Linked DNA regions of Mus musculus: region 1 is linked to region 2. A link is a loop called in an ENCODE intact Hi-C map of the cell type or tissue named here. Cell type or tissue: gastrocnemius. All regions are shown on one strand. Links, peaks and the distances in the headings refer to the core of each region. The heading gives the core; the rest is flanking DNA.

Region 1 (15,029 bases), core at 2,955-10,954, 51 kb before region 2:
CATGGTAATAATGAACTCAACCGAAGACTGTAGGCCAGCCCTAATTAAATGTCTTCTTTATAAGAGTTTCTGTGGTCATGGTATCTCTTCACAGCAATAGAAACCCTAACTAAGACAGCATTTTTTATCATTAAACAAGCTTTGGACAATGGAAACTTAAGTTCTCTTTCTTTTAAAAGGATCTTTTTATTGTATGTGTCAAAGTTATGAAACTAAACATGAGTAATTGGTTCTCTGGTTGGTGAGACTTGCTGGTTTCAGACTTGCTGCTCTCAAATGACCAGTCTCTTTCATATTGGGAGTGCAGCCTTGGCTTGCTGCTTCTGCTAATGCTTCTGAGCTACATACAGAAGCTCAGCCTGTCCTATGTACAGCTGTTACTGGACAGAGAGCATCACCCTTGTCTCTATGAACTTTGTAGTTACTATCCTCTATGACTGACTCACACAAACATGCCAATGTTTACCTTCCTGTAGTTTTAAGAGAATATCACTTTTGCGATACCATGCCTCTTACACAGATCAACTGAATCAGAACTGAGTTCTCGAGTATCTCTGGACACCTCCATGTTACACTGTTTGCACTTACAAAGTCATGTTCAAGCTCAGTATCTCACATTGTTCTAAACTTCGGAAGTACTAAGTCCTGTCCATGATGCCAGCACCCTGAACTGTTACCTCTGTTCCAGAGTCTGGGTTTATGCAAACATTTGGACTTCTTTAGAGAAAAGGTTCTACACCTTAGGTCTGAACTACTTTCCTGTCCATCATTATATGTGTCACTTGCCTAAAAATATATAATCACATGTAAAGTATGTTTATAGGTTGTTTTAAATTCATGACTGATCACTTTTAGTGACTAAGGCCCAGTATGGTTGGTTATCTACCAGTGTTTCTCATACAGGTTCCAAGTAGGTTTTTGTAAAACTAAATCTTACTCTGTAACTTGACATATTTTATCACTTCTAAAGTGAAGCTTTTCTTTTCTTCCACATCTTAGCATCTCTGGAACTCCTAACATCTCAAAATGACACGATGATACTACATATTAATTTAGAAGGGTTCCTATCTCTTAGTTATGCATAAAATAAAGGCAATTCTATACCATTAGCTACATACTTTTCATTAGATCTTTTATCTCAGTATAGTTCAACTTCCTCTGGAGTAAATGGTAGTCATGGTACATTCCACATGAAAATTTATAAGTAAAAATATGCCTCTCCTATTTGTAATGAAGTTCCTACCACATGGCATTATCAATAAATTTCTTTTAAAAATCATTAATATTTATCTGCTTAAACATTACCATTACCTTCCTAAACGAGTACAGCAGAAAGGAGAAAACATGACGCTTTAAGATGTTAACTCCAAAATACACTGTCTTCTATCATGAAATTCATGCTGATACATCATTTCGTTACACTGCCAGACTTTTTTTTTTTTTTAATAATAGGCACAGCTATAAAGGTCTTTGAAAGGAAATACACTAGAAAGGTCATAAAGTAGCTGGCAAAACAAAGATGAACAAATAGCTCTAAAGACTAAGAAGGAACACCACTCAAGCGTCCCCCGGAATGCCCAGTAACTGCGGGGAGCACGGACCTTCTGAGGCTGCTGCTGCTCCAGGAGCTGCTGTCGCAACTGCTCCAAGTTCTGCTGCTGCAGCTGTTCTGCTATCTGATGGAAGATGGAGTTGTTCACAGACTCTGAAACGTGAGAGCTGAGTGAGAAACAAAAGGTGAAGCTGCATGTTAAGATGACAAAAGGGAACGGAGAGCAAGCAAGCAGGCAGACAACAACAACAACACACACACACACACACACACACACACACACACACACACACACAAAAGCACTTCACACAAGGAACTCTACTGCAGTGTTCTCTTTTTGAAATATTAATAACCAAAGTGGAATACTCTGAAACATCAACCCATTAGAAGAGAAAGAACTCAATAACGTTTCAACAAAAAAGCATTATAGCTGCTCTGTTACGAAGCTGACATCACTGCCTCATGCTACACATATAAATGGACATGCTATACATATAAATTAGTAACTTTTATTATGGTAATGTACAACTGCAAACACTTGTTTCAAAAAAGGTAAACGTGTAAACATTATCAAGTTAATAACTCACGTTTAATCATGAGACAGTGGAAAATGTCCTATCAATCAGGATGTGTAAAATCTACAATTATCACTGCCCATAAACTTTATAGAGTATGTGTCCTTTAAAAAAGCATCATGTTATGAGGTATGTAAACAGAAACGTGTGTAGATAAGAGAAAATAATAATTTAACTGCACTCTGGGTTATCCCTGTAATCCTGGGTGCTAGAAGGTAAGACATGAGAATAAAGAGGGAGCCCTAAAAGGAACAAGCAGGGTGGTGAGAGGTCTCCAGACTGTTGTCACCTGGAGCAGATGAACCTATGGGAAGAATGGTATCTATCTTCAAATATGACAGATGCTGTCATGAAAGAAATTGGAGTCTACTGATTTTTCTTTCAATACACAGCGTTTGAATTGATGTCTAGAAAATGAAGGAACTCAGCTCAACAGAACATGTCACACTAGAACAGTCCACAAACTCTTTCCTCGGAAGGTGGGAAAGCACTGACTCTCCCCTCAGGACCATTAACAACGTCTTACACTGTTTAGCGCCCTCATCCACATGACCTCAAATGGCTCTTTCAACTTCACTGTTTACTATCTACAATACTATTTTTAAACTTCTGCCAAGAAAGTCCCTATGTCAAAAGAATGTACTTTATCTTATGTATTCTTACACATTATCCTGGTATATAAGATCTGCTACATCTGCTTGGGTGAGATCCCACTCATTCTCTCTCAACTTCCACCTCATACTCTCCTATTGGTCTTTATAAACACACTCACAAACACAGGGCTTTGTACAGCCATTTAAGGGGAGAAAGCAACAAATTTAAATAAAAATACAAACTCCATTCATTGAAATAAATAAAGCCCATATAATTCCAATCCTTAGAATTCCTAATTCTAACTAGTTCAATGTACTTCTCAGAAATTGGCAAATACTCTAGAAGTGGACTCTGACAGAAGCATCTGTCCACCTATTACAAATATTCTTACAACTAAATTATTTTAAGCCAACAAAGATATAAGAAAATATCACAACTGGAGTTACTAATGCTTATTAATTTTCTTATAGGGAACTTTGATATATCACAACCAATTGCACAGATCTGAAAAAAGAGTCCAAATAATCTTGTTAAGACAACAAGCCCACCGCCCCTCACAATTTTGGTGCTTAGAGCCTGAAACAACCCAACTTATGAAAAACTCACTCCAACTCTTAAGTCTGCTAACATTCCACCCAGTATTTAGAACAACAGAAAAAGAAAACATGGGTATAAAGAAAATCATAATTCTTACAGTTGAGGAGTAGGCATTTCCTTTTTGGATTCTTCACTATGCTCAGAATCTTCCCCAAAATCAAATCTATCCATCAACTTCTAAGGAAGGGAGAAAGGCGAATTAAAAAAGTGCTTCCAACATGCATCTTACAAATGCTACTGAAATGCGAAGTAAATGTTCTGTGCTATGGTACATTATTCTGTAGTAGAGTAGGCATTCTGAACACATGTTTAGAGGACTGTAACATACAGCAGTCCCCTCACACAGTCATCAAGGCAACTCCATTCATTTGTGCACAATGAAGTCTGAAAACATTGCTGTTGTGATTTTTCAACAGAGCTCACAATCATGCATTACTGGTTCTTCTTTTCTCACGGTGCTTACTTTATTTATTAAGCATTAACACAAGTATGTATAAACGTTTTTAGATGGTTTAGCTCTATCTCTGGTTTTAAGGCTCCTGTGGAGGTTAAGGAATCATTGGAGGACTGAGGGATACGGCATCATCCCAGAGCAGAACCAATTTTGACAAGGCAGTACAACTACTAAAGCACAGTACTGTTTTTCATGACAGAGTCTCTCTGTGTAGTGGCTATCATGAAACTTGCTCTGTAGACCAGGCTGGCCTCAGACTTAGGGATCTCTACCTGTCATTACCTACCAAGTAGAAAATGAAGGATTATGGAACTGTAGCTTAAAAAACATCTAGGACCATAACCAAGTGTTAACTAGCAATAACTTCATGATAAAATGTGGTCTACCTACTAGGAATAAATTAGGAGCAACTGATTAAATAGGCAAGTCATTATCCAAGAAATCAGGATTGATTTTCTATGAAACTAATTATAACAGAAATAACATGCATATACATGTTTGTATGTGCATATGTAAATACACACACATAGCATTTCCAAGATACACTCGGGACAACTATGATGAGGCTATCTTTCTCTCTCACACACACACACACACACACACACACACACACACACCAACACAAATCATTCATAAAACAGTTTCAATTTTAAAAACACTTTTTCCATAGTTAAGCCTATACATAAAATATACAATAATATTAACTTCTAGAAAATTTTCTTTGAACTTTCAATACTGATTATTTTATCAAGGCAAATGATAGAACACAGACAGTACTTGGGAGGCTGAGGCAGACAGATTAGGTATTAGTAGCAAACACACAAGTCTGTAATAAAACATAATCTACACAGCAGAATCTATATAATAGCCTTCAGTTCACATGTAACATATCAGTAGCTTTAATCACTACCTTGTTGAAAGAGACTCCCTGATCCAAGGGCGTAAGTGTGTTGGCTGCAGCAGCTGCAGCTGTGAGCTGTGCAGTGAGTGCCTGTAACTGAACCACAAGACCAGCATCCAAGGCCTGCAGGATAGAAGGCTGAGGCTTCTGCTGCTGTATCTGTAAGGTTTGTATTAGCTGCTGAAGCTGGAAGGGAAAAAAAAATATTATCATAATTTTGGGTCAGTACTCGGTCTTTTGAATAAACAAATTTTTAAAGATTTATTTATTTTATATATCTGAGTACACTGCAGCTGTCTTCAGACACTTCAGAAAAGGGCATCGGATCCCATTACAGATGATTGTTGAGTCGTATGTTCAGCTGGGAACTGAAGTCAGGATGTCTGGAAGAGCAGGCAGTGCTCTTAACCACTGAGCCATCTCTCCAGCCCCCTTGGATAAACATTTTTGACAAACTTTATCATCCTTCAGAGAAAAATGTTTTTATGTGTTGTGGTTTGAATGAGAAACGCCCCAGTAGGTGCATGTGTTTGAACATGTAGTCTTCCTGATAATGGTACTACTGTTGGGGAGGTTATGAACCTTGAAGAGGGCCATGGGGTAGAACGCACAGCCTGGTCAAAGAAGTGCATCACTGGAGGATAGAGCCAGGCTTTGAGAACTTACAGCCTTGCTACACTTCATTTCAATTCTTGGCTTGGGTTTGCAGTTAAAGTTGTGATCTCTGGGCTTCCTCTGTGACAAAGTGTGATCAGTCAGCTTTTCTGATCAAGATGCCTGCTGCCATGCTTTCCTTGCTACTATGGATTTTCTCCCTCTGGACATCATCTAAGGAAAATAAACTCTTCCATAAGTCACTTTTAGTCATTGTGTTTTAGCACAGAAATGAAAGCTATTACAGAAGCTGGACAACCTAAAGACATAAAGCTAATATGCTTTGCTGGGACAATGGAGGCTGAATGGTTGGGCCTGTAAAAGCAGCCACGATGAAAACTGTCTGGGAAATATTTCCTCATCACAGTAACTGTGGACAGCAGGGGACTGAGACTGCATCAGGTGGCAGGCACCATAATTTACCAAGTACTTTCTACACTGTACTGGTTTTAAATGATTGAAGGTGCCACCAAAAAAAAAAAAAAAAAAAAAAAAAAAAGAAGAAGCTAGAGATTGCTCAGAGATTAAGAGCATTGGCTACTCTTTCAGTTGTGGCCCCGGGTTCAACTTCCAGCACCCACATGGTAGCTCACAAACAACTATCTGTAACCCTAGTCCCAGGCAGCCAACATACTTTTCTAGCCTCTGTGAATATTAGGCAAGAATATGGTGCAGACATTCAGGCAAAACAACCACATACATAAAATAAAGAGGGGTGAAGTACTATGTGACAGGGTCAGATTCCCTGAAGAAGCCAGGAAGGCCACTAGCAAAGGTGAAGCCTGAGTGGCAGTGATGATCCTAGCATAGTGAAGATGCCAGGACTGTGGTAAGGGCCCCAGGGACAGTGAGGTATGAGGAAGAGCTGGCCTTAGCCAATGAGACATATATGTGTGTGGCTAGCAGTAGAGCCAGAGAAAGGTTACTGCTGGATCCTCTAGAGCCAGCCCAGATCATGAGTAAGATATGGAGCTTTTTTACACTGTTGGGTATTGGTTTCAGCTTGACTTCGCTGTAACTGCCCTGGCTCTTCCTTCTGGGAATAAGAAAATATACAATGCATTTTGGAATTTACAGGAATCCACAGAGAGAGACCTGTGGATTTTTAAAGAAATACTGGCCTCAAAGCGTTGAAACTTTTACCTCAAAGTGTTGAAAATTTTAAAGACCGTCGAATTTCTTTTAATGCTGTAGCATATTTTATACTATGACTTAATGTAAGATTTAGTGAACAAAAGAAAATTTATTGTTTAAAATGCTGTACGTCAAAGTTAACAAAGAGTGGAAAGTCATAGGAAAAACTTGTAGATGTAAACCTGAAGACAAACCTAGCGTCACCTGGGGAAAGAGGACCTCAAGATAAAAGCTCCCTCAATCAGACTAGCCTGTGACACTGTCTTAGCAGGTCACTATGGGCGGAGCCATCCCTAGGCGAGGGGGCCTTGGATGTATGAGAAAGGAAGGAGAATGTGGCCCTAGAAATTTGTGGTCTCTGCTAGCTCCAGGAAGCCTTGGCTTCCTTCAGTGAGGGACTGTCACTTGAAAGTGTAAGCTGAAAGAAACCCTTTCCTCCTAAGCTGCTTCAGTCAGTGTGCACTAGAGCAGGAGAGCAGATGAAGTGGGTGGACTTAAGCCCCCGGAAGCCTGGCTTACTCTTTGAAAGTCATGAGCATTACACATGCAATAGTCACACTGTAACAACAGCACAGAGAATCCTCGTGAGTCGCCCTCATCCTTCTTCAGTTAATCCCACAGGACAGCAGCTTCTTTATCAATCACATCTACTGTCTGAGAACCCATTTCTGAAAACAGGAGAGGAATCTGCTCAACAGGACATGGTCTGAGACTCAACGGATTGTGTAACTTACTATTCTGAATAGAACAAGCTACAGCAATACCTATCCCTGCTTTTCACCCATCTTTAAGAAACAAAACAAAGCATGGAGCTGAAGAAATGACTCAGTGGCAGCACTTGCCACACTCCAGACGTCTCAGGTTGGGTTCCCGGCACTCATGTCAGGCAAGTCCCAACCAGCTCCAGATGACCCAAAGCCCTCTGGCCTCCAGATATACACATAAATAAAGTAAAAATCTTCAAAAACACAACAGAACAAAAGCACTTAACAGAGCTGGTGAAGTCTCTCTGTGGGTAAAGTCTGATTACCTGGGTTAACTCAATGCCCAGGAACCACCTGGTAGAGCAAAGGAGGACAGACAGAGTTGACAACAATCATTTTAACACATCCAGTAAAGAGGATTTGATTGTTCACAACAACAACAACAACAACAACAACAACAACAAAAAGAGTAAATGACAGAGAGTAAATATGCCATTTACCCCAATCTGAGTATCACAAATTACATGCATGCATTGAATGTTGTATTACCACTTCATAAACCATTACCTTGTTAAAAGAACCATTCAGTGTAATTTTTACAATTTATAACTGTCAACAAAGATTAGAAAAATGAAAATAGCAGAACTACTACTATTAACAGCTAGTATGAGAAGGTATAAATACCATTCAAGGGAGCAGTAAACAATCTATCTTAAAACAGCAGTAAGAGAAAAAAAGTTAGAGTCATGCAATTATCCAAACACCATAATATTAGATCATATATTATAATATTACTAGAATATTGTCTATTATATTACTATAATATTGGATATTATATTATAGTAGAAAAAAACAACATGAACATGACTTTACCACTAAAGTCAACAATAAGACACACAACTCTTTACAGCACTAGAATGGAGGAAGCAACATGAAAGAGGGGAGACGGGGCTGTCCTGCCTCTCCATTAGACAACTGAACCATTCATTCCTCTGACATCGCCATTTCCCAAGAGCACCGTGAACATCACCACAGCAGTAACTTCTCTAAAGTGACGTTAAATTCTATTGGTTCCTGCCACAATGACTACAGGAAGCACCTTGTTTTATCAGTGAGATAGTAATGGCACCTAATGATGGTTGACATATGCTATGTGCTACCTCAGTGATCTGATATAGAAAAAATTAACAGAACACACATTAATTACAAGATAATGTCCATAAAGAATTACTGAGTAAAAATCATACAAGTGTAGCTTTCAAGCACAGTGCTCCCATGTTGACAGAAAAGGACAACACACCATAAAGGGGGTATGCTATGGAACCACACATTAGGAAGACAACACATTCCAAACCTCTTGACACAACATAAAGACTTACCTGTTGACCTTGAGGACTTTGTAGGATCTGAGCAACAGCTGCCAGTGTGTCTGTGTTTGCTATCTGAGATACCCATGGATCAGGTAAGCCTTGGACCACATTGGCTGGAGTAACAGGTGTCACGGGTGTTCCTTTTAGAAAAGACATCACACGGACCAAAGAAGGAAACAAGTAAATGATACTTTAAAAAGGTACAAAGATTTATTCAGCTAACATATAAAACATAAGCAGATAGTATGCTTTCACTTTACTGCCTCCATCTTGAAAACGACTTACAGCCTTTATGTAGTTAGGTAACTTTACAAACAGGAAGGCAATTCCCCACTCCAAGCCCCATGCGATCTGTCTATACTTATCTTAAACTAAGCTACCACTTCAATGAAACCTGTCAGCAAAGTTTTACTACAGAAAATTCTTTAACAGGGGGAAATAACAAAAATACAATCTTTCCTGGTAAAATCTGTATCTGTAAGATGAAACTATTTTTTTTTCAAAACTCTTGTTTATACACAGATGTTTGTAGACAGGTGTACAACAAGAACTACATACCAAAAAGTTAACGAATGTTGGGTTCAGAGTAAAAGCTGAAATATTTAAAATATCCCAAGCAATAAAATTTTTAGATAATTACATTAAAGCAATCTTGGCTTTATTAAGCGATTTTGGAGTTTTTCTTAAAAAATGACATTCCCCAAATAACCTGTAAACAAGTTAAGTTACATATACATGTTTAAGGAGTTATAGACAACCTAAATCAAGAAAACGCTCATTGAGAACTGGGGATGTGGCTCAGTGCAAAAGTCCTTGCCCAGCATATGCTGGGCCCCGAGTTCAATCAATCATAGTGCTAAACAAAACAAAAATGAACTGTGACATAGACATTTTCCAAAATGTTTTGGGTGATAGAAAAAAAGAAATAAAAGCAATTTTTAAAAATTGTTTTCTAAATTTTAGATTAAGAGCAAAACCACAGTATTTTATTTCATGAACATAAAGAGATACACCTGCCTGTCTGCCCAGTGTAAGGACTAACAGTTGGCACTTGCCACCACACTCAGCCTTCAAGTCTCTTAACACTGGACAAACTCCTCTGCCCTATAGCGTGTGAACATTGGGTAAGCAGTGTAACTTGAGTCTCCAACAAGTCTGTACAACAGGCACGTACCTGGAGTGTTGCTCATAGCTGCAGTGGTGCTGGCCAAAACAGGCGTGACAACTGGGGGAGGAATCCCTGCCGCCATATCCAGAAGAGGCTGGATAATCTCACTCTTAAAAACATTATTCTTCTGCCATAAGTTTAATACTCTCACTATTTTACTCTAGAAGAATAAAGAAAAATGATTTCAAATGTTTGGCTTTCAAAATATTATCACAATTCATTTCACAGATTATCTGAGCATAGGATATAAAGAAGATTAAAATATTTTTATTGCACATTACATCTCTAAGACTGTTTCCAACTTTTTCTGCTTTCAAAACTTTAGCATACTCATTTCATTTAGGTTATTTGTACTTACAAAGAGAGACTAAAATAGTTCAGTGGTAAATTCCAACCTGAAACTGTTTTTAACCATTCTGTAATCCCTAAATTTAGGTAATAGGGTAGTTACTTCTGATAGCTATATAAGATAAAGGAAAGCTAAATTTAGCTGAAGCAGGTGACAGGTAGGCTCCACCTTCTATATATGCCAAGTCACATGGGATTGATAACATAGGTGCCTACAGAACTGCTCTAAAACTCCCACCTTTCCATGGGTTCCAGGATCAAATAAGGTTGGGAGGCCTGAACAGCAAGCACGTTACTCCTTGGGCCGTCTCCTCTGCCCTGCCCGAAGAACTCTGAGGCAGAAGCAAACTCTATCTCAATACAATGCGTACACACACATAATGGTGAACTTTAACCCTGACTCACAGAATGCTTACCTTCTGAACTAGCAAGCAACTTCAGGACAAACTCCTCATCTAATGTGACTCTTAAACAAATTTCATTTTATAAGCTATTTAATAATTTTAGGGAGAGTATTTCTCCACTTAAGAAATGTAGCTCAGCGCCTTTGTTCAGCATGTTTCCCTGACCAAAAGAAAAAGGACAATTTACCAAAATCAAGTTCTCTCTAAGAACCTTGCCATCAATGTACCTTACACCCCAAACCATCCACTTCCTAGGCACAGCGCAAGGCATGGCCCTCCTCTACACTCTTTTGTCACTGTTCCTACCTACTCTCTCCTTGATGTGTAAAGTCAACTACCTACTAGCATTACTCAATCTGGCCCTCAGGGCAACAATTATGTTTCATATGAATAATGCTCTACATTATTTTGTGACAGAATAATCTGAGTGTTCTATCATTTTACAAAAATAAATAAAATCTGTATGGTCTCCATCATTTGTCTTTTTCTGACAAGCCCTTTGAGTGCAGCTGTGCATCCAATTCACTCCTCTCAAAGAATCTTACAAGTATATCATACTGTGTTTTAATCTTGCCTTGTTTAGGGTGTCTTAGGTACTTAAGGCTAAGTCCCATTTTTCTTGAGGTGCACATAGTCATGTAGCATTTAAGCATCTCCTATATAATTCATGGCGTATATGCCGTCTGACACTTCTCATTTTCTCTGGTCTTAGGCCAACTGTGTCAATAAATTTTACCAACATTTCTTCATTTACAAAATGAAACAGATTTTTCTTGTCCTTTTTCTAAGCTGTGATTGTAACCAACTGCCTACTGCTAGCATATGCAGGTCTTAGGTACAACCGACCTGGGACAAAGTTACAGGCTGTCAACAGTTACAACTACTGACTTCAACTACTACTTCACCTCACTTGAAACGCTCATCGTTCTCCAACAATGTTCATGAGAAATCCCATCTTAGTTCTCAAATTCTATTGACTCAATTCCTGCAAACATTTTGCTCAAGGTAATATAAACTTGAAAAGACTGGGTTGGTTCTACAGCTCTCTAGGTCACAGTCAGGATACTAAGAGTTAGTGAGTGGAAAGATTGATTTCCACTAAGTGTCTCCTTGTTTGAAGGAAGGATTCACAGATCCCAGAAGCTTCAGGTCTCTAGGTAAGTCATGCCCAACAAAGAAAGGTGTCCTAAAATGTTTCACCATATTAGTGTGACCTTAAAGGTTTTTTTATTATTATTTAAAATAAACATTAATTACTCCCACTTCTTGAAATACAAGTCGTTTACTCAGACTATAGACTTACATCACCTGAACCCAAACTAAGAATAAAAGTCATCTCCATCCCTTAATAATAACACACAAGTTAAATCACAGCTATGTCATATAAAAGGTCTATAGCCAAGAACTGCCAAGTAATACTATTCCAAGCCCATCTGTTACTTTTTAAGAAAAGAGGGAGGAAGAGGAAGAGGAACAGGAAGAAGAGAAGGAAGAGAAAGAAGAGAAAGAGGAAGAAGCTGCTGCTGTTGCTGCTGTTCAAGCCTCGAGAAAGAAAACAATAGCTAAGTATGTAAAAATAAAGATTTGGTTCACTTTAAGCAACATGCAGTTGTGTACATTTCTATATTTCAAATGATGCCTACGAAAAATTATACAATGAATGGTTCAAGCCACGGATTCAACTCTTGCTTTTGCGCAGTGCAAGTACTTGGAGTACTGGCACTCTTTAGGCTTACATAAACATTTCTCAATGTGGGAAATAAGTCCTTTGAAGTAACAACCCCAGTAACAACATTCTGCATATCTGAATACACACTCCTCCTTTACCACTGAGATTACAGTCAGCTAATCTTCCCTCATATGGTCTGTAAAATGCCTCATGCATAAAGACTATCCCGAGAGGTATTAGTCAGGAAACCCACAAGATCAAGATGGATTCGTAGATTGCACCTGTCAGAAATTCAAGTATGACTTCTAAATCAGTGCTGCTAATTACTATTTGCAACTAATAAATTATTTTACACAGGATTCCATTATTAGAACTCATTAAGGTAGGTGACTAAACATCTCAAACATTCTTTAGGACCACTAGCTAGGCCTACCATAATACCAAAATAGTTAGAACAAAACACAAGAGCTGCCGGGAAATATATCCAAGAATATTTATGAAGAATATACTATAATAAATTTATTTCTATAATACTGACTTTTAAAATTTAAGACATGACAGTGGTTAAAAATAAAGGTAGTCTTGTTATAAGCCTTAGATTTCTGATTCTTCCTTACAACACCCCTCACCCAGTCTCTCTTTTTTTAGTGTATGTGTGTGTATAAGAGCGAGAAAGAGAGAGAGAAAAGAGAGAAAATGGAAGGAGAGTGTTGAATCCCTTGGAACTAGGGTTACACTGTGTAAGTAACATGACTGCCTAATCCAGGTGCAGGAACCACAATCCTAGGGCTCTGATAGAAAAGTAAATGTTCTTAACAGCTGAGCCATCGCCAGTCCTGTTTAGCCTCTCTTAACCTTTTCCTAGCTTTTATTAAAAACAGGAAACAGGATACAGTATCACTTCCAAATCAGTACCTACCTAGTAATTCCAGAGGAGCTATGAAGAGAACCATCTCCTTTTAATCTTAGCTCTGGATCCATTACCTTCTAATTACAGAATACTCACACACACTAAGATCTGAGTATTGGTCTTCAACACTTAGAAAATTGCACAAAAAAAGACTGATATGTAAATACCAACTCAAATAACCACAATACTAAAGTGGCTGTATGCATGACTAAATGTCTAATATAATTTTAAAATACTTCACTAGCCAATTTCTTTCACAAAAGTTGCTTTGATAAATTAAAAAGCAGCAAAAGCAATTACATCTTTCTACTCTCTAAAAGTTCTAAGAGTAAAAAGTGTGGGTGTTACAATAATTAAATATTAAAGATCAGAGTAGCTAAGGAGTGTCAACAGGAGGTCATATAATAAGGTCATAAAAAGGCTCTGAGAGTAACATACCTCTTTTAATAAAATAATACCATACCTTGTCATCCCCAGGGCAACGATATAAATTCTGAAAAGTGCTAATGATGTTATTACTAAATCTGGGTGCAAACACATCCTTTTCTTGACCAAACTGATGCCGGGATTGTCGCACAATGGAGTCAATAACATATAGTCCAGGTACCTTGTATTCTGGTTTACACTGATGAGAGAAGAGTGAGAGGGGGAGGGGAACAGAAAGGTAAAATCCTTGATAGAAATGACATTATAAACCCTATTTAAGCAAAAAAACACTGCTCGGGCTGTAATCAATAGGCAGACTCTGCCTAGTAGTTAACCATTCGTATCTGAATTAGCATCTTCTTTGGCTATTCAATGCATTCAGATCAATTGTTACTTACCCAAGTTCCAAACTAGCACTGTATAACTGACTTCAGTGACTAAAAACAACCTGATAGACATTATTATTTAAAAAAAAATCATTTAAAGATGTTAAAAAGCTAGAACAATGGAAGCAAAATCAGGACTGGGTTAGAAAACACTTTGGAGGCACGCATTAGACTGCAGTGCTAACACTTCTGTATCAGTCAAAGAACAAATAAAATAGCCTTTATAACATGCTAAATATGTCCAGCCAAACATTTAAAACTGTCTCAAATATCTCATCTATAAAGGAGACATGAAACTGTCACCATAAAAATTCTGGGAGAATTTGCAAACACCAAACCATTCAAACATTTTCAAACTAAGCCACTGGGTCAATCTTTTTAACTTACTTATCTTTGATCTATTTGTAAACTAAAGATTTTCTACTTCTTAGCACAGTGTTTCCTAGCTTACGTAGTTGGAATCAAGCTTTCTATTCTAGAACAAGAAACCTAAGAAAACTCAGCTTTCTTTTTCTTTTCATTTTTTTTTTTCCTCCAGAGCTGAGGACCAAACCCAGGGCCTTGTGCTTGCTAGGTAAGTGCTCTACCACTGAGCTAAATCCCCAACCCTGGCTTTCTTTTTCTTTATTCACTCCATCTATATGAGTATTTTGCCTGTGTGTATGGATAAGAGGACACAGATTATTCCCTGGAAATGGATGAGCTGACATGCAGTTGCTGGAAATAGAGCCCAGGGCCCCTGCAAAAGTACTATCAACCAGAGCCATCTCTCCAGCCCCAAGAAAACTTGCTTTTAAAACATGCTAACTAAAAGAAAATCACAACCACAAAGGAGGATGTACTTCTAGGTATAATTAGGTCTAGTACTGTACTCAAATTTATTTTCTTGAAATCACTAAGCAAACTAACACAAAACACTTCTTGGGACGCCACATATTTAGAATACTCCACAAACCCTGCACAGATCTGTAAATACAGCTTTCCTTTTTTTTTTTTTTTTTTTTTTTTCAACCAAGAACGGTTTATTGCCTCACAATGGCAGCAGCTGGTGGGCGGGCACTCAGGAATCCCGGACCTCTAGGAGGACCTTCCTTCATTTCATTGGCCGGTTCATGGTCTCACTTCGCTCCAGGCCTCCTCCATGGACATGGAGCTCAGGACCTGTCAATCTGCAGGAACCCGG
Region 2 (15,029 bases), core at 2,599-10,598:
CATTAATTCTAAATTACCTACTGCAAATGATCATAAGATATGACTGTTCAGGAAGAGTAAAGTATACAAGTCCCTTAAATATCAACAGAATTACTCTAACAAACTTAATGCTAGTCTAGGACACATGAATTTCAAATGGCCATTTTTTGTGATCCTGAATTGTTGAGATTATATACACTCAAATCATGCAGTATCAAAATCTACTCAATCTGAGTCACTCATGTAGTCTAAATGTTATTGTAAGACAAGAACTTGTTAATTATTTTAAAGCAGTAATCCTAAACACCTTAAACACAATTACTACCCAACACGAAACTCTGATCTGCCCCAACTTTGAAACCCTCAGTGGAGAACTCCTCCCTCCCCCTCCATACTTAAGTGAAAGTTAAAACAGATTAAGAGTTCTGACTTAAAATTTTCACCTAATTGATATTTCTACAATGCCCTAAAAATTGCATTTAAAGCAACACATAGGCATACCAGGTCCTCATAAACATAACTGTATTAAGTCAAAGCCTCTTCCCACTCACAGAATATTCAAGTAAAGAAAATGACTTCTGTATTTTGAAGGCAAATGTCCAGAAATGTTAGCTACCATCACCAGCTACCAAGCCAATCCTCCTTTGCTCATTTACTTGAGACAGACAGGCACGTGGCTCTACAGTGAACTCTAACGCCCCACTGTGCACTGAGAATCTGAAGCAGTGCCGCCGTCACTGTTCTCGCTGAGCTTGTAACCTGGGTAAAGACTAAGTACTTGGAAGTAGAGTCATCATTACACGGAAAGTACAAAGTGCTGTACGACAACTTAATGAAATCTAAATCCGTAATTCTCAACAAGATTGTTACTCCTCCCATAAGGGAAACTGATAAAGCTAAAGACAGAGTTGGATGGCACCAAGGGAGAAGGCTACACAGCATCTAGTATGTAAAAGCAGAGATGCTGCTAAGGACCTACTCCAAGTGCTCCACACAGCAAAGAGTCATGCAGCTCCAGTATGAGCAGCCCCAAGTCAGGAAGCACAGTCTACACCACTGGCGTGGAAGAAGAATTATGTTATTCGAAATGAACTCATCCTTAATTTAAAGCACTAGGTATATTCCATCTTTAAATAATTTTCAACAACATGGAAAGAAAACTACAACCTGATCATATTAACCAAACTTCCCCTACAAAACAGACAACAGAGAAAAGGGTAACACAGCTCTGAAAGGTGGAAATCAAAGAGAAATGTTCTACAAATGCTTCCTATAAGTGTTTTTCTTGAGCCATAAATTTTTTGTGTTACTCTACCTGTTTCATGTCTCAACCAACCCAGGGTTACTACTAGATACTGATGGTAAGGTTATAAAAAGTTCTGTAGTTATTTACAAACCGCCCCCTCGGAACACAAAACTGGAAGTGAAATGTAGACTAAGAAATGTCCTGGGTAGTAGAGTGAGTCTGGCAAGTGTGTATCTTACTGTGGCTCAGAGTAAGTTATCCAACTAACCAAAGAATGCCAAGGACAGAAGACCACCACGATACCCTACTAAGAATAACCAGGGTCAAACATGCTGCACGCACCTGTGATCTCACTTCAAACACTGGGAAGGTAGAAGCAAGAAGACTGTTCCAAATTCTAGACTAGCCTCCTCTACATACAGTTCCAACTGAGGTAGCCAATATTCTACCTCAAAGGTCGACTATTGGTAGACTACCAATACTATATCTCAGAAAGACTGGTCAACTTTTAGAAAGATGATAAAAGAATTGTCAGAATTTAGAAACTGAGGTAAATCTAAGAATTAAAGTGCAGTGAATCTTCTAGCATCTTAAACCCAGAGACCCCATCCTACCTCCTACTCAGTCCACTCAGAACAAGAAAAATGAAGTATTTCATGGGCCAAGTCGTCTACACTACCGTAAACAGCTATAAAAACAGGCTACAGAAATTCATCGCCAACAAATATTTTATTATGTTAAAGAGATGCTATTAACTTTTTGATGTGTGAAAAATATATACTAGGGCTTTCTAAAAAATTTTAAGTTAAATGACTCTAATACTTAACTAAAAATGACCCTCCTCTAACTCTGCCCAGACATAACCACTGCTAACCCACTCTTAAACTTTTCACCTTAAACAGTGAGTTTCAAATTTTCTTCCCCAATTGCACTGAAATTTTCTAAAGAAGGTATTTATCATATAAAGACATTCCCTTCCTTTTCTAAAACAAAGCATGAGAGAAGAGGCCCCTATAAGAACAGCCTCCATTCAGTTAGTAGCCTTCAATACAGTGCAGACAGCCATTCACATGAAGATGCTCCCAAGAACATTCAGGGCAAGCCCGATGCAGTTGTCCGTCCAGTTAAGCTGTCCTTCTCACTAGGTAAGGACTCCCAAGTCTCTGTAAGAACTGACTAGTTGGAACAGTAGCAAGTAGAGTTCCTCATAATGACTAATTCCATCTAATTTAGCTGCTCCCTCACACACTGATTCTCATGAGTCTTCCAAGGTAAGGACAAACTTTCTCTCATTGTATCAGAATTGGCAATAATGGCCATGGGATTAACTCTCATTCAACTAAGGGTAATGAGGAGGAATTTACTCCAAAATTCTTGAACAAAGGATCTCCTGATATAATGATCTTTAATGTAGTGGTGAAGGACAGAGAAATCCTTTGAAAAATTAGGAGGAAGATGATAGGCGATAACTCAGACTGAAATTCATTCACATTTTGCAGATTAATTTTAAATAAATAAATCAAGCTGTATTCTTAGTTTCACAATCACTAGCATGCTATTTCCAAGAAAATGTTTTTTTGATGAATAGAAAGTAAAACAGAATTATATAATTATATGGAATATAATTATAAAGCCTGAGACGTAGCAAGCCTTTGCTAACCCTTCTTATTTTAAACATCTATTTGTCTTGCTTTTTGTTTCAGACACAATTGTACAATATGGCTTAATCTGGTGTAAAAAAGTATGTAGCCCAGACCATCCTCAAATTCAGAGCAATCCTACTGTCTCAACCTCTTAGGTGCTGGAATTACAAAGTGTGTATCAAGACATCCAACTTTCATATTTTAAGCATTTGAAGGTTTAAAAATATCTTGCTACCAAACAGTAATGATACTTTTTTGAGCTAGCCAGGAGTGTAGTGCCACACACCTGTAATCCCAGCACTCAGGATGCTGAGACATCAGTAAGACCCTGTCTCAACAATACTAATAATAGTCATTATTACCATGAGCTAAATGTTGATGCCTTAAAAGCCAAATTCACTATGAGCACTTGAAAACATGATTTCCTCCCAAGCCTGTAATTCAGACTCCTTCTTTTTTGTACTTTGCAAACATGACTTAATAGAAAGCAATGAATGAGCTGCTCCAAGTGCTCAACTGCAGTAACAAAGCATGCACCACAGCAGCCATGTATGCAGAACGGTCAATCAGGCTTTCTCTTCTAAATTAACAAGGCTATGCATTTTGTTCTTAAACAAAAGTATACAGGGACCAAGCCTGGTGCAAGCCTATATAATCCTGCTACCAGAGAGGCTGAGGCAGGAGTATCACATAACAAATACAACTCCTGTCTGGACTACAGAGTTAGCTCCCGTGTTACCAGCCTAGGCAATCTAAGTGAGGACTTCTCCCAAATAAAGAGGACTGAGAGGGACATTTATCTCTGAAGTGGACCCTTGCCTACTTCCAACTTCCAGTCTGAGGGTACGTCTCCTTGACCTTGAGTCTATCCTCTACTTTTAGGCTAACCCCACTTCAAACTGATAACAACATTATCAAGATAGAAAGGAAAACACTTAAGTAGTCTGAAATCCTTAGGGGAAAAAAGGAAGAGAGAGAAACAGTGCAACACAGCCAAGAGCTCCAGGAGGCAGCACAGCCCACCAGCCGTGTGCCCACCAGCCCTTCTCCTTCCAATACAGCCCACACTCACAGCTCCTTCTCCACACTGCTCTAGTGTGCTCTCAGAGCACTAATACTTGTTTATACCTATCATGGTGGGAGCTCTGATAAAGCCTCTTAGGGAAAGGAGGACAGACACATTAGGAATCTCCTAAACAAAGAAGAAAACTAAGCACAGTTATCTTAGTCAGGGTTTCTTTTTTTTCTTTTTGGTCTTTTCAAGACAAGGTTTCTCTGTATAGCCCTGGCTGTCCTGGAACTCACGTTGTAGACCAGGCTGGCCTTGAACTCAGAAATCTGCCTGCCTCTGTCCGGAGTGCTAGGACTAAAGGCGTGTGCCACCACCGCCTGGCTTTAGTCAGGGTTTCTATTCCTGCACAAACATCATGACCAAGAAGCAAGTTGGGGAGGAAAGGGTTTATTCAGCTTACACTTCCACACTGCTGTTCATCACCAAGGAAGTCAGGACTGGAACTCAAGCAGGTCAGGAAGCAGGAGCTGATGCAGAGGCCATGGAGGGATGTTCTTTACTGGCTTGCTTCCCCTGGCTTGCTCAGCCTGCTCTCTTATAGAACCCAAGACTACCAGCCAGAGATGGCACCACCCACAAGGGGCCTGAAACCCTTGATCACTAATTGAGAAAATGCCTTACAGCTGGATCTCATGGAGGCACTTTCCCAACTGAATCTCCTTTCTCTGTGTCACTCCAGCCTATGTCAAGGTGACACAAAACTAGCCAGTACAACAGTGGAAGAGGGTTAAATTCGGTAATTTGGAAATAAGTGAGGTTTTGCTGTTGTTGCTATTTTAAGAGAGAAATTACAGTCCTAGCTGTCCTGGAACTCTATATGTACACTCATATACATGTACATATGGCCGTGAACTCCGAGAGACCCATCTTCCTCTGCCTCTCAGAGTACTAGCATCATCAAAGGCATTCACCACCAAGCCCACATAAGAAGGGACCTTTTTTTTGTAACTAAAGAACTTCATTATTAGTGCTGTATGCAGCAAATTAAAAAGCAACTTGGCTGTTTTCTTATATAGTTAACAACATACTAAAAACTTATTTACAGGAACCAGGCAGTGGTGGCGCACGCCTTTAATCCCAGCACTCGGGAGGCAGAGGCAGGCGGATTTCTGAGTTCGAGACCAGCCTGGTCTACAAAGTGAGTTCGAAGATAGCCAGGGCTACACAGAGAAACCCTGTGTCAAAAAACCAAAAAAAAAGTTATTTACAGTATCACTAAATTCCTTTTATTCCATATTCTAAATATATATCATTGGGAGAGAGAATTAAGTTTCATAAGAGGATAACTGCCCATATTATCAGTTATAAATTCACAAGATTTCCAAATGTATTGCTCTCAGTATCAGGAAGGTCACCACTACTTAAAGTAAGACGCATATTCAAGAACTTGATCTAACTTTCAACAACCCTTTTTGCAGCCTTTCCCAAGGCTACCTACCATAAATAAACAAACAAACAAAAATTACGATGAAATTGCAGAAAGGCATTTAAGAGCACTGTCCCATTTGGGCAGCCACAGATGCTATTTTAAAAACTCATGTACTTAAGACATTAAATGTCATATTACTGAGCATTAACATCCCCAAATCAAAAGTTCTGAAAACTATGCTAATTAGCATACATTTAATTATGTTTCTAAAAGGTACAAGTAGATAATGCTGAGCTGAGCCGGAATTTGCTACATTTAATGTCCGAATTGCTATTATTCCTTAAGAAGAAATCGAATTTATTTTGTCGAAGCCTGCCTTCCAATCAGATCAGTAAACCCAGCAAAGAGTAAAAATTGGACACCTGCATTAAAAAAAGAAAATTAAAAATCTGCTTGGCCTGACATGTGAATGAGGCCCTGGCAAATGATTCTCCAAGCTTCTAACCCCCTCTGAGTGCACACACTCTCCCGAGCACTTGTGTCTTTTCCTCCCTAACTGATGATCAGAAGGGCAAGCAGAAATTAAAAAAGAAAAAAAAAAAAGGAGGGGGGGGAGATCGCAGAATAAATTTGCCTGCTACCAACCATCCAATTAGCGAAGTCCCTGGCTGCCAAGTCACCTAGTCAACAGAACCTCAATAATAAACACTACGTGTAACGTGACCATGGATCACCACACCGTGGGTCCTCTCCAGGGCCTCGCATCCGTGTGTCAGCTTCCTCAGTCACCACCGGGGAGGGCCTGCAGAGTGATGTCCTGCAAACAGTTCAGACCCTGCCAGGCCACGGGCCGTGCGCGAGGTGGGGGGTGGGAGGTGATAGTCCTCGGTGGAACCCACCCGGGAGCGTGGCGCGGCCGCCTTGGGGACCGGCCCTCCCCCTGCCTTCCCTCAGCCCTGCCCGGCCCCGGGAGGGGCGCGGGCCGTTCCCCTCCCCCACGGCCGCCCGGCCGCCGTCGCCCCACCCGGGGGAGGCTGCTTGCGGCCCGCGCCCTTGCTCGGCTCGCGAGCCCCGGGCCGGGCCGGGCCGAGCCTGGCGGGGAGGCCGGGTTGCGGTACGAACCTCGCTGTTGAAGGTCTTCACGGCCTCCATGTTGTCTGCGCAGAGGCCCGGGGCCCGACGGAGGAAGAGGCGGCGGCCGGGTGCGATGCGTGCGGAAAGGCGGGCGACGGGCCCAGGAGGCCGCGGAGCACTGCGAGCAGGCGACGCTCCTCAGCGCCGGCGAGGCCCCAGCATGGCCGCGGGGCGGGCGCAGTGAGCAGGACGGAGGCCGCCGGGGCGGGTCGGCGGCGGGGGAGGGGCTGGCGCGGCGCCTTCTCTGCTTCTCCGCCTCGCTCGGAAGCGGCCTCCACACTCAAGCTTCGGCCCCCTCCACTCTCCACCCCCTTCTCCTCCTTCCTCTTCCTCCCACGGGCTCCTGTGTCACCTCCCTGCCGCCTAGGCCGCGGGAACCTGCAGCGCGCAGCGAAGACACAGGAGGAAGCGCTGACCGCGGCGGCTGCGGCATCCAATATGGCGGACGCGGTCGAGCCGCGCACTCGGAGTCGGCGGCGCCAGCCAGCGCGCCCCCTGGCGACCAGGCCGCGCGAGGTCCGCGGCCGCGCCAGACCATAGAGATGGCGTGGGCCAGAGCGTCTGGAGTCGCTGCGGCGGGAGCGGGGGACCCGAGGCCCTTGGCTGTCCTCATCCCGGGCCGCGGGAGCGAGCGCTGCGGCTGGACGGAGGGGCTTCGGGTGGCCGATCCCGCGGATGAGCGCCGCTCTAGAAACAAGCAAAAACAAAGTTCAGGGGAAGAGACCGAATGGAGGAAACTACGGTGTCTTCGTTGCCGCTTCCGGGTGGGATGGCACCTGCGGTGGAGGAGGGATTGAAGTGCCTTTGAGAACTTTAGCGGGTATTGACTTACATTACTCATCGCCACCATTGTGCCCCGGCGTCCTGGCGGCGGGGGACAGACGCTGCACACACGAGGTGGCTCGGGTCGCGTGCAGCCGCCGTGCGGGAAATGCGAGCTGCGCGAGCCGGGCCTGGGCACCCCGGAGGCGGGAAGGAACCCGGAACGCCCCCGTTTGGACGCGGATATGCAACCTGGTTTTGTTGTTGTTGTTTGTTTGTTGTTGTTTTTGGTTTTTTAGGAGGTGGGTTATTCCGAAGGAATTTGGCCCCAGGTTATCGGAGCAGAGGGATAATTGCGGGTTTTAGGATCCAGACGTGGTACGGGTGAAAATGCTTCGTGCTTGCTTGAAGTTAAACCCGGCGGGGGAACGATTGTTCCCACTGAACGTTCCCACAGGTACTGCTAATTGCCTTCGCTCTTCCCAAATTCATGCAAAAGGAAGGGGTGGGGGGATGGGCTGCTTTAGATTAGTATTTCCTAAGAGCTAAGTCAAGAGGCTTATGAAATAGTCTTTTAAGTCGGCTTCATTCACAGCTTTGCTCCTGGTGCTGGCCGTTTCGAAGGTAAAAATTACAATGGGACTCTTCCATTTTTTTCACCTGCTATCTCTAAAGCAGATCATCTCCACCTCTTCCAGTACTCACAGGCCTAACCCTGACGATCCTGCTGTCTCCGAGTAGCTTGCATTTTTCTGGACAGTAGCCAAAATGATATATTTTAGACACATCCCTTGCTTAACCCCCTGTGATACTTTTCCATTGCCCTTTAAATACATCCTTCCATCTTGCATTGGTGTGAAGGCTCTGCTACCTCTCTGCACATGGCAGTCTTCCACACTGTCCCTTGACAACAGAGAGCATTTGTCTGCTCTCTGTCCATAAGAGATGATAAAACTGAAAAGTCCCATCATATGATGTCAGAGACATTTTAGCATAGCAGTGCACAGCGTATCTCATGTTAGAGATGGTTCTGGCATAAGTAAACCTATCCTATTACCAATAGAATTAAAGTATAGAATATATAGTTTTATAGTGCCATGGCACTGGTAATTTATCATACCATTTATTTTATTCTTACCATATATGTCTTCTAACTAGAAAGGGGTCTGTATGCATACAAGCCCATGTGTACAGGAGTGTGCATGTGGAGTGGTATGTGATTTTAATCATATGAATGCCCAAATATGCATAGATCATGGACTCATACAGTGGCAAATGAAAGATGTCTCTCTTTCAGGAGAACCCTTGGAGACACTACCTTTCCCACAGAATTTCATTCAAGGAGCTCAAAGGCCAGGTTAGTTTTACAACATTCACTGTTACTGTAAGCTAAGCAAAGCCCACCTCCTCCACACTTCTTCTGAAAACTACAATTTGTCTCCTGCTGCTTCTACCATTTTAGTTTGTTAATGTCATAATGAGCATTGTTCCTATATCATACCAGCCCATCCATCCCTCTCCACTTGGAAATCCTCCGTCCCCCCTACCCTTTAGAGTTCATAATCTTTTTTTATTATTTTTAATATCCCCCAGTTCAAAATCACACAATTATTCATTTTTATATTTTTTATTCTTCTCTCATACAACACGTTCACAACTGCAGCATTCCCTCCCTACGCTCAGCCCAGTTTCTCTCTAGTTTCCCTTTCCCTCAAATCCCACAAACAACCACAGCATGTATGCAGAGAACCTAGTACAGACCCTGCAGGCTGTGATTGTTGCTTCAGTCTCTGTGAGCTCCTATGAGGCCTACTTAGATGATTCTGTGGTCCATGTTTCCCAGGTGTCCTTCACCCCAGGCTCCTACAATCCTTCTTCCCCTATTCCCTAGGGTTCCCCAAGCTCTGCCTTTGGTTGTGGGTCTCTGCATCCATTCACATTAACTGCCAGAGGAAGCCTCTCTGATGTCAATTGGGCTAGGCGGTAACATATGAGTTTGGGAATCATTTTATTAAACTTTTTTTTTTTTTTCGGGGAGGAGGGATTCGTCAGTCGTGTTTGTCTCGTTGCAGGAAATCTTTTGAAAAGGTACCATCTACCTGGAGGGCATCATCCTGAGTGAGGTAACCCAATCACAAAAGAACTCGCACAATATGTACTCACTGATAAGTGGATATTAGCCCAGTGCTTAGAATACCCAAGATACAAGATACAATTTGCAAAACACATGAAACTCAAGAAGAACGAAGACCAAAGTGTGGACACTTTGCCCCTTCTTAGAATTGGGAATAAAACACCCATGGAAGGAGTTACAGAGACAAAGTTTGGAGCTGAAACGAAAGGATGGACCATCTAGAGACTGCCATATCCAGGGATCCATCCCATAATCAGCCTCCAAACGCTGACACCATTGCATATACCAGCAAGATTTTGCTGAAAGGACCCAGATATAGCTGTCTCTTGTGAGACTAGGCTGGGGCCTAGCAAACACAGAAGTGGATGCTCATAGTCAGTCAGCTATTGGATGGATCACAGGGCCCCCAGTGGAGAAGCTAGAGAAAGTACCCAAGGAGCTAAAGGGGTCTGCAACCCCATAGGTGGAACAACAATATGAACTAACCAGTACCTCCAGAGCTCATGTCTCTAGCTCCATATGTAGCAGAAGATGGCCTAGTCGGTCATCAGTGGAAAGAGAGGCCCATTGGTCATGCAAACTTTATATGCCCAGTACAGGGGAACGCCAGGGCCAAGAAGTGGGAGTGGGAGGGTGGGGGAGTGGGTGGGGGAGCGTGTAGGGGACTTTTGGGATAGCATTGGAAATATAAATGAAGAAAGTACCTAATAAAAATAAATTTAAAAAAAAAAAAAAAGGCACCATCCGGCCCTATCACCAGCTACTCACTCTCCCCGCAACCTTGCTGCCTTCATGGTTAACCCCATGCAATGACTCTCTACTTCTATCTCCTCAGGGGTTTCCATGGTTGCCCATCTCAGTCAGATTTGTATTAGCAAATTCTCAACCCACAAAATACCTGCACAATGAACTCAAAACTCAATTGATATAAACACAGGCTACACTCCTAGATAGGGCAAGCACACCCTACTTATAATTTAATCATCTATTTAAGAAATCCCCAATACTTACGGCTCCCAAAACTGTGGTTCTGGCTCCTCTTCCTCTCCTATAGGTTCCATCTTGTCTCTTCCTCTCCTTTCCTCCTTCTCTCCCTCTACTCTCTGTACTCATCTCTAAAATTCTCAGCCCACCTTCCTTTTCCACTGCCCAATCACAGGCTTTCACCTTATCTTGTACCTGCCCTCACCTGCATATAGACAGCAATCCTCATAGTCTTTTCCTAGGTCTCTGAGCCATTCAGCTTCCATTTCTGACCATCCAGGCAGTGTCAGTCATGGGCTCCTTCTCATGGCTTGGCCCTCAAATTAGACCAATGATTGTTTGACCATTCCCACAATCTCTGAGCCACCATTGCCTCAGCACATCTTGCTGGTAGGACACGTGTGGGTTGGAGGTTTTGTGGTTGGGTTGGTGTTGGTCCCACAACTGGGAGCCCTCCCAGGTTACCAAAGATGGCCAGTTCAGGCTCTGTATCCTCTATTACTAGGAGTCCTCACTATTGTAATACTCTTAGATTCCAGAGAGTTTCTGCTGCAATAGATTTCCACACAGCCTCCTAAATGCCCCCTTATTCCAGTCAATCTTCTCCCAGGACTCTTTCCCCTCTGCCCCTCCCTTCTTGATCTGATTCCTTCCCATCCCCACCCACCCACTGACAGGACACTTGAAAAATCTATCTCCCCTTCCCAGAAAGATCTGTGTGTCTTGTTTAGAGCCCTCCTTGTTAATACTTAGTCTCTCTCGGTCTATAGATTGTAGTGTGGTCTTCTTTGACAGCTAATATCCACTTATAAGTGATGATATATCATGTTTATCTTTCTGGGCCAAGGATGTCATTTTTTTTAATCTGAGTAACACACGATGTATAAATATGCTTCATTTTCTTTATTTAAGTTCTTTGGTTAAGAAACATCTAGGTTGTTTCCAGTTTCTAGTTGTTATGAATAAAGCTACAATGAACATATTTGAGTAAGTGGGTTGGGTAGAATGGAGTGACCTCTGGGTATAAACCCAGGAGTGATATAGCTGGGTCTTGAAGTAGAAGCACTCCCAATTCTATGAGGAACTATCACATTGATCTCCATATTGGTTCAACAAGTTTGTACTCCCACCAATAATAGTGGAGTGCTTCCCTTGCTCCACATCTTCACCAACATGAGCTATCATGTGTTATTGATCTTAGCCATTCTAACAGGTGTAAAATAGAATCTCAAAGTAGTTTTGATTTGCATTTCTCTGGTTGCTAATGATGGTGAACTTTGGTTTAAGTGTTTCTTGGCCACTGGAGATTCCTCTATTGAGAATTCTCTGTTTAGCTCTGTACTCCATTTACATTGAATTATTTGGTTTGTTGCTGTTTAGTTTCTTGAGTTATTTATATACTTTGTATATTAGCTCTCTGTCATATGTGGGGTTGGTGAAAGGAATGTGCCTGTGCTTTCAGTTGTCTAGTCATCTCCTATGCTGATACCCTCAAGGCTCTTCTCTAGTTTCAGTTCTGTCAGGTTCAAAGTGTCTGGTTTAATCTAGATGTCTTTGATCCAATTGGTCATGAAGATTGTTTTGTTTTGTTTACGTATATGAGTACATTGTTGCTTTCTTCAGACACACCAGAAGAAGGCATCAGATCCCATTACAGATGGTTGTGACCCTCCATTTAGTTGCTAGAAATTGAGCTCAGGACGTCTGGAAGAGCAGTCAGTGCTCTTAATCACTGAGCCATCTCTCCAGCCCCTTGGACATGAGTTTTAAGCAGGGTGATAAATGTGGGTTTATTTGCTTTCTTCTACACACAGGCATCCAATTAGACCAGCACCATTCGTGGAAGAGGCTTCATTTCTTCCATTATGTTCTGACTTCAAAAAAATTGAGTGTTCACAGATGTGTGGATTTATTCTGGGTTTTCAATTGCATAGATTATAGTGTCTGTTTTTATTCCAATACCATCTGGTTTTTATTCTCATAGCTCTGTTAATAATATTATCACCTCTGCTTGATATCAGGGATGGTGATATCTAGAAATTCTTATATTGCACAAGATTGTTTTAGCTGTCCTGGGATTTTTGGTTTTCCATATAAAGTCGAGTCTTGTCCTTTTAAGACCTATAAAGAATTGTGTAGGAATGTTGATGGACATTGTGTTGAGTCAGTGCATTGCTTTTGGTGGGGCGGCCATTTTTACTATGTTTTACTGATCCATGAGGATGGCAAATCTTTTCATCTTCTGCCTTCATCAATTTCTTTCTTAAAAGACTTGAAGTTTTTGCCATACAAGCCTCTTCATTTGCTTGGTTAGAGTAACCCCAAAGTAAATAATGTTTGTAGTTATTATGAAGGGTGTTGTTTCCCTGATTTCTTTCTCAGTATGTTTGTCATTTGTATAAAGGAGGGCTACTGATATTTTTAGTTACCCTCATATCCAGCCACTTCATTGAAGGTGTTTAATGAGCTTAAGAGTTCCCTGGTGGGGCTGGTGAGATGGCTCAGTGGGTAAGAGCACCCGACTGCTCTTCCGAAGGTCCAGAGTTCAAATCCCAGCAACCACATGGTGGCTCACAACCATCTGTAACAAGATCTGACTCCCTCTTCTGGAGTGTCTGAAGATAGCTACAGTGTACTTACATATAATAAATAAATAAATCTTTAAAAAAAAAAAAAAAGAGTTCCCTGGTGGAATTGTGGTGACACTTATGTTACCATATCATACCTTCTCTTCCAAGTCATAGCCCTGTGATCTTTCAGTTGTCCCATTGCTCTAGCTGGAACTTCAAGTGCTATATTGAGTAGATATGGACAGGGTGGACAGCCATGTCTCGTTCCTGATTTCAGTAGAATTACTTTGAGTTTCCCACAATTTAATTTGATGGTGGCTCTTGACTTGTCGTAAACTGACTTTATTATGTTTAGGTATGTCTGTTGTGTTACTACTCTCTCCCAGAGTTATTATGAAGCAGTGTTGAATGTCGTCAAAGTCTTTTTCATCATCTAGTTAGATCATCGTGTGTTTTTTATCTTTCATTTTGTTTATGTGGTGTATCCCATTGGCTGACTTTTGTTTGTTGAACTATCCCTGCATCTCTGGGATGAAGCCTAATTGGCCATAGTGGATTATCTTCTTGCTGTGTGCTTAGATTCAGTTTACAAGTATTTTGAATATTTTTGCATTTATATTCATCAGGAAAATTGCTCCATAATTCCCTTTATTTTGTTGAATATTTGTATGCTTTGGGTATCAGCATAAATATGGCAATGTTCTTTCTGTTTCACTATATGGAACAATTTGAAGAGTATTAGGGTTATCGCTTCTTTGAAAGTCTGGTAGAATTAATTGTGCTCTAAAACCATCTGCTGGACTGGACTGTTTGGGTTTGGGTTTAGATTTGTTTGATTTGGTTGGGTTTGGAGGTTGTTGTTTTTTTTTAAGTAACTCCTTTCTTTATTCATTTTACATCCCAATCACAGCACCACTCTACCAGCTCCCAATCCCTTTCACGTGGCTCCTCTTCTTACTCCCTTCTTCCCCTTCACCTCTGAGAAGGAGAAGGTGTAGTTTAGAGGCAGGAATAACTACTTCTACTTCCTTAGGGCTATAGGTCTATGTAAATTGTTTATTTGATCTTGATTTAATTTTGATAAGTGGTATCTGTCATTTTCTTTTAGATTTTCTAATTTTGTATCGTACAGATTTTTGAAGGAAGCCCTGATGATTCTTTGGATTTTCCCAGTGTCTGTTATGTCCTCCCTGTCATTTCTGACTTTGATGATTTAGATATTCTCTCTCGGCCTTTTAGTTAGTTTGGATAAGGATTATCTATCTTGTTCTTTTGGTTGGTTATTTGGTTGGTTTTTTTCTCATTTCGTTGATTCTTCATATTCTCTCTCTCTCTCTCTCTCTCTCTCTCTCTCTCTCTCTCTCTCTCTCTCTCTGAGACAGGGTTCCTCTGTATAGCCTTGGCTGGCCTGGAACTCACTCTATAGGCCAGGCTGGCCTCATACACATCTAAGTACTTATCTAAATCTACATCTTGAACTCTTCTCTAACAGTTTCAGAGTTTTATATTGTCTTACTATCTCTAATAATAATTTTTAATAATTTCATTAATCCTTTGAGAATTTCATAGACTTCATTTTGATCCTATTCACCATCCTTACCCAACCTGCTTCCAGATTCTTCCCAACTTCCCAATACTCTGTTTTGAATCCATGGAGTCAGATTTGTACGGTCCAATTTCTCGTGGGTATGGAGCCTGCCCTGAAACCTAGTAGTCTGTCTACCAGAGGTCACACTCTTAAAGACAACAGGCTCTTCTTCCCTTCCCCCAGTAGCTGTCCATTGCCAGTAGTTCCTTCGCTAGGGTGGGACTTTGTGCCTACCCCAAGTCACCCATCCTCCCTGCCACCATGCTGTGATTTTGTGTGGCTTGACCTTACACAAGACTTGTACATGCTGCCAGAACTACAGTGAGTTCACATGAGCAGCTTCTCTGTCAGCTCCTGGAAATGCTTTCCTCGTCAGCATGCAGTGGATTTTTCTACTCCCTCTCCTGCAATGGCCCCTGATCCTTGGTAGAATGTGCTATAAATGTCCCATTTCAGACATAGCACTACTCAGGATTTCAGATCTCATATTAGGGTCTTTTTTTTTTTTTAAAGATTTATTTATTTATTATATGTAAGTACATTGTAGC

The links. Hi-C counts contacts between places; a loop is a spot of excess contacts. Peaks named below come from ENCODE experiments on the same cell type or tissue, not always from the same donor. Only the 100,000 strongest peaks of a DNase experiment are listed, where the experiment ranks them.
Region 1: a loop joins it to region 2, with 1.9 times the contacts of the local background. A loop is called at or near these places in 6 of 42 quality-filtered maps.

Annotation. Positions count from the first base shown.
Region 1 is chr17:3,157,793-3,172,821 of GRCm38, reverse strand. It overlaps Scaf8 (SR-related CTD-associated factor 8), which reads right to left. Exons shown (of 20, transcript NM_134123.3): 4 at 13,498-13,659; 5 at 9,710-9,863; 6 at 8,545-8,675; 7 at 4,683-4,859; 8 at 3,416-3,495; 9 at 1,602-1,719. Among named protein-coding and RNA genes, the nearest start is that of A230045G11Rik, 50 kb to the right of the region's middle. In gastrocnemius, for the core only: no CTCF peak of the experiment used is centred there; no DNase peak of the experiment used is centred there; H3K27ac peaks cover 1,287 bases.
Region 2 is chr17:3,106,821-3,121,849 of GRCm38, reverse strand. It overlaps Scaf8 (SR-related CTD-associated factor 8), which reads right to left and starts at 6,878. Exons shown (of 20, transcript NM_134123.3): 1 at 6,432-6,878. The coding sequence starts at 6,461. It overlaps A230045G11Rik (a long non-coding RNA gene), which reads left to right and starts at 6,566. Exons shown (of 6, transcript XR_003952289.1): 1 at 6,566-7,263; 2 at 7,505-7,662; 3 at 8,503-8,562; 4 at 9,278-9,328. In gastrocnemius, for the core only: a CTCF peak has its summit at 6,930 (motif pointing left); DNase peaks (open chromatin) are centred at 6,675, 6,970, 7,298, 7,874 and 1 more place; H3K4me3 peaks cover 3,649 bases; H3K27ac peaks cover 2,942 bases.